Regions from separate parts of the Mus musculus genome. Here region 2 is linked to region 1. A link is a loop called in an ENCODE intact Hi-C map of the cell type or tissue named here. Cell type or tissue: heart. All regions are shown on one strand.

Evidence for each region. Peaks named below come from ENCODE experiments on the same cell type or tissue, not always from the same donor. Only the 100,000 strongest peaks of a DNase experiment are listed, where the experiment ranks them.
Region 2: a loop joins it to region 1, with 4 times the contacts of the local background. A loop is called at or near these places in 2 of 42 quality-filtered maps.

Annotation. Positions count from the first base shown.
Region 1 is chrX:48,205,869-48,210,868 of GRCm38, forward strand. It overlaps Zdhhc9 (zinc finger, DHHC domain containing 9), which reads right to left and starts at 2,834. Exons shown (of 10, transcript NM_172465.4): 1 at 2,612-2,834; 2 at 800-1,089. The coding sequence starts at 966. In heart, no CTCF peak of the experiment used is centred here; a DNase peak (open chromatin) is centred at 2,873; H3K4me3 peaks cover 1,810 bases; H3K27ac peaks cover 1,290 bases; H3K27me3 peaks cover 229 bases.
Region 2 is chrX:48,407,519-48,412,518 of GRCm38, forward strand. It overlaps Elf4 (E74-like factor 4 (ets domain transcription factor)), which reads right to left. Exons shown (of 9, transcript NM_001381876.1): 9 at 3,532-5,000. It also overlaps a transcript of Bcorl1 not described here. Among named protein-coding and RNA genes, the nearest start is that of Elf4, 44 kb to the right of the region's middle. In heart, a CTCF peak has its summit at 2,809 (motif pointing left); a DNase peak (open chromatin) is centred at 2,743; H3K4me3 peaks cover 927 bases; H3K27ac peaks cover 542 bases.

The DNA of each region.
Region 1 (5,000 bases):
CTCTGCGTATGCAGTAATCATGCCACAGTACACAGTACACTAGACTCCAACTGGCCACCTCCCTGGAGCAGTGACCTACACAGGCTTCAAACAGTATCTCTAGTACTAGGTACAACATTGCATAAAAAAGTAACCCCAAAGCTAGCATCAGGCTTACACAGAACATTTATAATTTTTTTTATACTCAGTGGTTTTTTGTTTTGTTTTGTTTTTTTTTTTTTGAGACAGAGTTTCTCTATGTAGCCTTGGGATGCTGAGTGATTTTGGAAAGAAAGAACAACCCACATTTCAAAAGCACCTATATGGCGTTCCCACAGCTCCCTTGTGGTACAGCTGATGCTGGGACCAATCTTCAGGTTCTCAACTCAGTTTGGTTTTCAAATGAACAGCTAGGTAAGAACTAGGGCTTACAGAAATGGTACCCTGAATAGCAGATGAAGTGGATATTGGTGAGGGGTGTTATAACAACAAGGGTTACTCCCAGAGTTGGGAAGGGTTGAAAAGAAGTCATTTATCATTAAGTTACTGTCAGTGAAAGGACGTGAATTTTTATGACAAACTTTGTCAGGAATATCCCCACATCAGGACTATGAAATTGATATTAAAATTCTTGGCCTTTTTAGGAAGTGCATATTCTACTATAACCACAAAGTAGTGAATTCAATTAAACACAACCTATAGATATCGTTCAACAGAAGAGTAAAATCATGCAAGAACCACCACAAATGCCCAGGAGGTACTGTCATTCCTTGGACCCAAATTAACCATAAGGAGACAATTGTGTTCAATGAAAACTCACTCGAAGGCAAAGAAGAGTGTACATGTCCCCAGGATGAGGAAGAGGGTCAGGTAGAAGATGCCCTTTTGCCGGGCCATCATGACGCGGCCATCACAGCAGAAGGTGTTCCTGCCTGGGAGTTTCTCCCATTTCCGTGTCACCTTCTTTCTTACCACCATCACAGACATGATTACAGTTCCTGGTCCAAGATGGGCTTTGGGACTACTCGAGAGAAGATGCAGAGGCTGAGGTCAGCTTTAAAATCAGGTCGTCTACTAGTGTTGCCACTGGGTCAAACATTATCAAGAGCCCTAAGAAAAAGAAAGGGGTAAGGTGTTGAGACAAGAGTGACAAAATACAACTGAACCCTCATTTCCCAAAGACAGAAAGATGAGCACTGCTTGAAAGAGCAGGAAAGTTTGAAAATTTTATTTCTGATCTCTGTTTGGTCTCTAAGGAGGAAAACAAACAAACAAACAAACAAACCAGTTCTCCAGAGGGGGAGGGGACTGATATTTCTTAATCAATCCTGTTTCTAAACCCATGCTGGTGATTTTGATGAGCTATGATGATATGAGTCTTGGAAATAAGTAGGAATTCTGGAAGTAGCCACCCTTTGTACTTTCTACTGTACCACCATGTTCTTTAGTCACCTAAAGAAAGATATCTATAAAAATAATGTTTGTTGTTGTTGTTGTTGTCCTTTGTCCCTAAGTAGCCCTTCCCATACCTCCTCTACCTCTCCTTCTTTCTTCAATATTCAAATATTACTCACAGGAAGGAACAAGTAACCCTCTGGCTGGGGTAAGCTGTTCAGGGCATTCTGGAAGCATACACACATTGTATTTCCACAAAACAGATTTCCCCTAATCAAACCTTCTGTAACTTCTGGAGTCCGAAATGAAATCTTCTGGCTGGTCTAGTTTAACATTTGTGAGCCCACATCATATTGTAGATAAAAAGGCTTCCTTAAACAGGAGAGATCCTGGGATGGTTGGCAACTGATGCTGGGGTTGGGGGTGGCTGAGGGCGGTGGCAGCAGCTAAGAAAAGTCCCTTGGGGGCTTTCTAGGACATTTCACCAGTATCATAGCTCCATTCAGCATCCTGGATTTCCGGGCCTCGCCTTTCCCAGCCACTGTCATCCTCCTCTTCTCTCAGGTGCTGGGCTGTGTCCTCTACTTACTGGCACCACATGCCCCATGCTGGCAAGAATGAGGCGGAAGCCTGCAGCCCGATGAGCAAGAAACAACCAGCCAGAGAGCATTCCCGAGCTAGAGAGGGCAAAGGTCCAAAAGGGGACTAAGAGCCTAGCAACAAGATGGAAAGGTGTAAGGCTTGGGAAAGGGGAGGGGGCCCCAGAGGTGCAAAGATCACTTCCTTTGTGTAAAACTAACCTGGAAAACAATCTCCCCCCTCCCCCCGCCTCCATAAACTGACCCAGCAGAAGAACACAGACTAGGAAGGGGGACCCAACCTGGGAGAAGGAAAATTAAAATCCGTCAGAAAGCAGCGACCTGGTTCAGCAGCTTAGCGCCAGAAGCCAGGGCTGTGCAGCGGGCTCGTCCTCAGGAGGCCCGCCCTGCCTCCGCCACGCAGCCGACCACCGCCCCAGGCTGGCTGGGACGCGCGCCACATCCACACGCACACGCGTCCACACGCTCGTACACACTCACACACGCCCCGCCACGTGTAGTCACCCCCGGCCAGGGGCTCCGTGGCTGGCGAGCTGAGCAGGGCGGTGCCAACGTCCCTGGGTCCCGGCGGAGCTGAAGGGGGATGCAGCCCTCCAGAGAGCCGAGCCCCGGAGACCCCCACCCCCACCCCTTGTTACCTGAACAAGGGACACTGAACTCGGCCGGCAACTGGGGGCAGAAAGTGCACACTGTCCCGGGGGATCTCGTCAGCAGCCAGAGGTGGTAGCGACTTCTCCCTGACAGGGAGGGTGCCTCCTCCTGACAAGGGGCCCCAATAGTCGGGGCCCTAAACCAGCTGTGGCAACCGCCCACCGCTGGCGGAATGGAACGCTCCTCACGTCACCAGGTCGCTCCAGTAGTTGCTCGTCCTCCATTGGCTAAACGATCACAATGTCTCCATCCCGCCCCCAACGCGTACTACCATTGGCTACTTCGAACGTCACTCCAGAATCCCTCCGCCCACTCCCCCCACCCATCTCCTTGCTACAAGCCCACCTGCCAAGCTCCAGCCAGCTTCTCTCTGGGGTCTGAGCACCAGGACGCGAAGTGTTCTCGTCTATTAATATAGTTACGCAAAAGCGGAGGCGTAAGGTGGTGTGGACCGGACAAGGGAGGAGCCAAGAGCAGCCTCCCCACAAACACACTGAAGCAACACTAGCTCACAAATCCGGACTCTAACCCTGAATTCCGTCTTACCCTGGGCCTCTCCACTGCCGTTTGCCTTTAAATTGACCAAGGTCTGTTCGTGGGCATCTTAACGTTACATTCTCTGCCGCCTAAGTCCCATTCAGAAGCCTCGGACTCCCACGCAATCTCGAGGGCTTTCAGAACAGAAAAAGAATATGAAAAGAGATAACCATATCTGAGAATGTCATTTTGTGATATTGAAAACAAGTCATTGACATTAAGGAAGTTGGAGGAACTCCACTGAGACAACATAAATATTTCCAGGTAGATAATGATGCAAAGATTGCCAAAAGGTAGTTAATTTCTATTTTCTATTAGAATTTGAGATCTTGTTGGGTGTGGTGAAGCTAAGGCAAGAAGATTTGAAGCCACCCTGGTCTGACATTTGAGTTCCATGCCAGCCAGGGCTACATAGAAAGATCCTGGTTCAAATGCACAAAACAAAAGAACTGGAGATATTATGATAACAAAGGGAGGGGCATCCAAGGCAGAATTTTCATACATCAACCAGATTGATTCTTTCCTTCTGGTGCCTCCTGGCAGTTAGTTACTGTTACTGAGCCTCTGCTATCAACGGCTAGTAACACCATTTAGAAAATTGAGACTGGAGTGGGGAAAACAGTTGAGAATCACACTATTATATTATATTATATTATATTATATTATATTATATTATAGGGTGGATGTTACAAGGCACCAGATCTGTTTCCACCAGTATGACTGGTTCTTACCTTCCAAATAATATGAGGGATGTTTAAAAGTGACCTCTCCTTACCTACCACACTATGTTATCAACCCAGGTTTCCTAGAGCTTGACCAAAGTTTTCCTAGGGTTTCCAATAATAGTTGGAATTAGTTCAGAAGTGACTGCCAATGCTCTCCCAAAGGCAGCTTTGTGGTAGTTTTAATGAGAGACCACATACATGGTCAAGAATTATTATTCTTGGGCTGGTGAGATGGCTCAGTGGGTAAGAGCACCCGATTGTTCTTCCGAAGGTCCAAAGTTCAAATCCCAGCAACCACATGGTGGCTCACAACCATCCGTAATGAGATCTGACGCCCTCTTCTGGAGTGTCTGAAGACAGCTACAGTGTACTTACATATAATAAATAAATAAATCTTTAAAAAAAAAAAAGAATTATTATTCTTTTATAGTATTTTGCTCCCATATAATATTAAAACAAAATTCTTTATAATGATTATTCTTAAAACATTTATGATATCTTTCCACCAAAAAATTTAAAGGAATTAAAAACCGTGACCCAATTGTCTTACAAGAGAAATGTGTTATAACTAATTTGTAGTTGAAAGTGTGTCTTCATAAAGCTCCCATTGTTCCTGAGTGCTCATGCTGACTATAATCATCGGGTTATTTCTTATGAAGCCTATGACCAGCATTATTGCCTCCAATTCCTGGAGGCTACCAGTATTAGTACACACTTGGCATGGAAAGGACAGGAATTTCTCATGGCCCTATCAGCTCTCTGAATTCCAAAGCCTGTGCACATGAGATGCCCTTAGGAATCGCATGCTCAGCCTGGCTGCCATTCTTGTGAGTGTAGAGCAATCAAAATGAAGTGACCAAAGCAAAACATGCTTTGATCACCGCTCAGATGCAGGTGAAGCCTAGGAAGTTCTGGAATGAGCATAACAGGGCAATGCATTCCTGAGCTCTGCCCTTCCCTGGCCTGGGTCACATTCCCTCTGGGATTAAGTAGTTTTGTAAATCAGGCTTGTTTTATTACAATTTGTTGCTAGTCTTGCTCACTACTGAAAGAAAATTCAAGAAATTCTATATGGATAAGCATTTCATAGCACATCTTCCTACACAATTAAATC
Region 2 (5,000 bases), 200 kb after region 1:
AGGCAGGAGGGCCTTGCTGGGGTTGGCTCTGGATGGAGATGGTACAGTTTTATTGTACAGGTGCTAAACTACAACAAAGAAGAAAATAGAAAAAAAAAGACAAAAAAAAGGAAAAAAAAAGCCAGTTTGGGGATGGGACAATCTGTCCTCTGGGGGCTCCTGACCCATTTAGGAGAGTTCTTTCTTTTAACTGTGTGTGTGTGTTTTGTTCCCAGAGGAATTTCTGAGTCCCCTTCTGTAGGACAGCCCCATCATCCTACCCAATTGGTTTTGAACAACTGTTTTCCCTTTTTAACGGCAACAAAATTATATATATAGATATACATATATATATATATATATATAAAGTTGGGGGGGTGGATTTCAATTTTGTTTTGTTGGAAATTATGATACTGTGTGGTTTGTTTTCTGGTTTTTTGGTTTGCTTTTGTTTTGTTTTTCTTTTTTGTTTTGCATTTCGGTGTGTATTCTGGCTGCCCTTTATGTTTCGTTTTAAGCAACTGGCTGTGGAGTCAAAAACACTTGCATACTGAAAAACCCGTGTCAGGGCCTTTGTCTCCTGTCCTCACTTTTCCCATTTGTGGCTTTTTGGGGGAGTTACGTAGTCCCTAGAGATGCAGGGGAGGGGGGAGCAAGTCAAATTAGAGCTTTGGTCTGGAAAGGGGCATGTTCCAGGGCCCCTGCCCACCTGAGGGAAAAATAGTCCAACTTGGGGTTGCTTTGATTTGGAAATGTAGAAGGGGCATTCTTGGACTAGAGTAACAGGAGTAGAAGAGGGACCCTTTGGCTGCTGGATGTTAGGATTCTCCCAATTCAGTCAGAAATAATCTGCTGACTCCTCTTTGGGCTGACACTACCCACCTGGCTATACTGTGGAATTCCCCACCTGCCACTTAATGACGTAACTATAAGGCAAGACACCTGTTCCTAGTTTTAGGATTACTCTTTAAGACAAACTGTGGCAGAAGGTCTTTGCAGGCCCCAGAATCTGTTCGAGGTGAGACTTTGTGAAGCTCTGGATCTTATAAACTTTTTGTTTGTTTTGTTTTTCGAGACAGGGTTTCTCTGTATAGCCCTGGCTGTCCTGGAACTCACTTTGTAGACCAGGCTGGCCTTGAACTCAGAAATCAGCCTGCCTCTGCCTCCCGAGTGCTGGGATTAAAGGTGTGTGCCACCACGCCTGGCTGGATCCTATAAACTTTAAGCGCTGTATCTTTGGGCCTCTTACTGTGGCTTGAGTGGGCAGGCCAGGAGAATGATGTGTCTGGCTTCTTAAAGTCCGGACATTCCCCAGGTCTGAACTTCAGCTGCAGTCCTTACCCATCCTTCAGCAAGGTGTTTCCACTGGAGTTTGCCCAGGTACGGAAACACCATCCTTTTGGAGGTACAGCATTAATCTGCCTTCCTGCTGTTCCCCTCCCCACTTCCTGATTACAAGGTCATCCCAAACACCCCATAGTGTTTCTACTTTCAGGTCTATCCTCTAGTTGAAACCTGTAGTCAGAAGGCAAGCATCCATGGTGACACATACCCATAGTCCCAAGGACATGGGGGGGGGGAGGCAGAATGGTTCCTGTGAACGCTGGGTCAGCCAGGGTTATACAGCAAGACCCAGCACCCAAACAAGCAAGGTGTGATAACGCATGTCTACAGTTCTACTTCTCTGAATAACAGAGGCAGGGGCTTGAGGTCAGCCCAGGCTACATAGGTGAGACCTTGTCTCAAAAGAACAAAAAGGAAATGCGGTTCAGAAGTCAGACAAGTCAGGAGGTTACAGAAGCCCTGTTGAGATTAACAGTATTCAGATAGGCCCCAAATGCCGTGGGAGCTCAAAGGGCTGGGCAAGGGCACCTGGATGCTTGGAGCAGATGGCACGGGAGAGGTAGTGAGCGGTGCATACTTAAATATAAATAGATGCCAGGGAATGGTGTTTGGAATGAGGGCACAATGTGAGTAGAGGCTTGGAGGAGAGAGAAGAGTCAACAGCACTTTCACATTTCATGCTTATGCGTTCTTTGACCCATACAGTAGCTGGAGACTATTGTCAGGTTATAAAGATCAAGGCTGACACGGAAGCTTTTCTTTTGCTGTGTTGGGTAGGGAAGAGCTGCCAAATGTTCAGGCAGACCTGGTAGATTAAGAAGGGGAGCAGGCCTAGCCCTGTGTCCCCCCTTACAGTGGCAGTTTCCACTATCAGGAGGGCTGGCCGCTGGGTGAGTGCTCCTCCCAGGCTCGGGGTGTGTGTGTGTGTGTGTGTGTGTGTGTGTGTGTGTCTCCTCCAGGTGCAGGCAAATGGTTGTAACAGATGCCTCGATTATTCTCCCATTTCAAGGGAGAAAGCGGTGGCGCGTGAAAGTGTTGCTAAAGGCAGGCTAAGGAGAGGGAGCATCGGGTCCAGGACCTGTCTAGAGGTTGGCGATGGCCTGGAGCGTGCTTTAGCGGCTTTAGGGAGCCCGCAGCGAGCCAGAGAGCCCAGTCGCCACTAGCTCACCTACAGGTACTAGAGACGGGGGCGGGGGGCGGGGCCAGGGAACGGTTGGCCAATGGGAAGGCGACATTCTGCGGACTGCTGAACTCTTGGAGAGGGAAGGGGACCGAGGAGAAAGTTTGAAGCTTCAAAGCCAGGGAGATTGTCGGCGGAAACCAAAGCCGCCCAGAAGTTGAGAATCAGGGAACACTTCCAAGGGACAGGAAGACGCCCGCTTAGTCTGCTCTTCTGGGAGCGGCGAGCCACGCCCTGGCCGCCCCTCCCTCCCGGGCTCCGCCTGGCTGGCCCACCATCTCCGGCTCCACAGCGCCACCTGCTGGATATTGGCTTCCATGCCCGGCGCACAGGGCAGAAGCGCTTGGAGGCTGCTGGCTGCAACTGGGAGCCCAAAGAGCTTGCTCACCCTGGGTCCAGAGTCTTCAAAGCTCTAGGTAACTGCCTTTCTGAGTGCAGTCAGCAAGCTCATGACCGGCAGACAAATTTGACTGTTCCCGTCCAAGGATGGGAGTGACATTTCTACCTCAGTCCCACCGAGGGATAAGGATATAGTGCTGAGTGCAGTCACTTGGAAGGGAGGCAGTGGCAGTTGTTTGGGAGTCGCCTATCAACACAGCATAGTTGAAGTTGAAAGCAGCTCTAAGCGCCAGGCGAACCCAATGATAGATAAACACGTGGGTAAAGGGAGTAGCTGCCTGAAATGTTATGATGGGTGGGCTGTGGTCCAGGCTGGGGATGTAGCTCAGTTGATAGAGTATCTATCCAGCATACAGGAAGCCCTGGATTCAGTCTTCAGCCCGAAATAAGGCGCGGGGATGGGAGGGGTGTGGCAACGAATGTCTGTAATCTCAGAATGGGGGAGATCATGCTTGGTCACATAGCCTGGGCTACATGAGACCGTCCCATCACGACCTTTAAAAATGACACCAAAATTACAAAACCACCATGATTATTAGCTCCTGAGCATGGAATGACCTACTTGTCCTCTTCCTGCCCGCCCCCCAGGTAAGGCAGAAGGTCCCACAATTGGAATCTGAACACCTTCAGCCTTTCAATAAACATTTATTGAGCACCTACTGTGTATCAGGCACTGTGGCTAGGTGCTGGGGATACATCACTGACTAGCACACAGCTCCTGCTCTGGAGGAGCTCACAGTCTGTTGAAGGGAAACCGTACATGAACACAATCAAAGAACTACATACAATGTGCTACAATAAGAGGTATATACAAAGTGCTGTGGGAGCCAGGAGGAGGGAGTCACATATCAGCCGCTGGGACGTGAGGACCATCACTTGACTCCTGACTCCATTAGGCAGGCCATCACAAAAGCAGGGGGATTGCTGCCACCTGACTCTGGTTCAAGGAAATCTGTCTCCTGAGGTTCTCCTGTAAGCCTCTTGCAGAACGCTTGTCAGCAAGGGTTAGTTAACCGGTTAGCTAGTTTAACACTCTGGGTAAGGAAGAAACTGAACAAGAAGTTGTCTTTAGGATCAGAGGGATGTTGAAAGTAATACAAATTTTTGATGTTAAGATAGAGGGTGAGGTGGTCCTGTGGGGGGGGGGGGCAGCACTGGGCAGTGAAGCACCTGGAGTAACTGCCTAAGCGAGAGGGGAGGACGGCGGTCAGCTACCTCAAAAGTTTGCTTCCCAGCTCTCATCAGATCAAACAGTAACTGGTCAGGGATGCTCATCTGCGTTATAGTATGCCCAGTGTTGTGGGTGACACGGTGGTGCCTACCCCTCAGAAGGTAACACACACAGGAGATAAAAGGTACTAAACTTACAGTCTAAGTAACAGTTTGTGATTACAACAGAGATGTCACAGGCTGTTTCTAGTCACCTGTCCATCAAGTGGCAGTTACAAGTTTAAGAATTAAAGGTAAGAACTGGCTGTTCCCACTCAATTCCATCTTGAGACACAGTTTTCCATTGTTAGTAAGAGGATAGAGCATATTGGTTAGATGGAACCCAGGAAAGAAAAGGCATTAAGTGGGAACAAGTTCAAAGACCATGGACTCCTCGAAGAGTACCTTGGCATGGGGTGAGTGGGGAATATCAGAGAGGACCCACTAGTGAAATGCCACCGACTTCGAGCTCTTTTCCCTGGTGGGTTGTTATCAAACTTCAAATCTTTCAAGATTTACTCTCCAAGTGCTCCCCAACTTCTTGGGCCCTGCCACGATTGGGGAACTAAAGCTAGGCCTAGACCAGCTAGAAAATCCTGAGTGGGTGGGGATCAGCAGTTTAAGGACTGGCCTAGTCTGCAGGCCAGGACTCGCTGAAGGCTTTTTAGCAGAGGAAGGCCAGAGCAAGTAGCCTGCCAGAGAGAAGTGCTGAGAAGTCACATTGGGAAGTGGGACGTTAAGAGGCATGGGCTAGGCTGGAGGCTCTGGAAATGAAGACAGGCCAGATAACAGGAGATGAGGGAGAGGGGCAGGGTCAAGTGCACAGAGCCCACCAGACAGCTCTGAGATTTCCAGTCTAGAAGGTCAGCAGAATGGTGGCATCATGAAC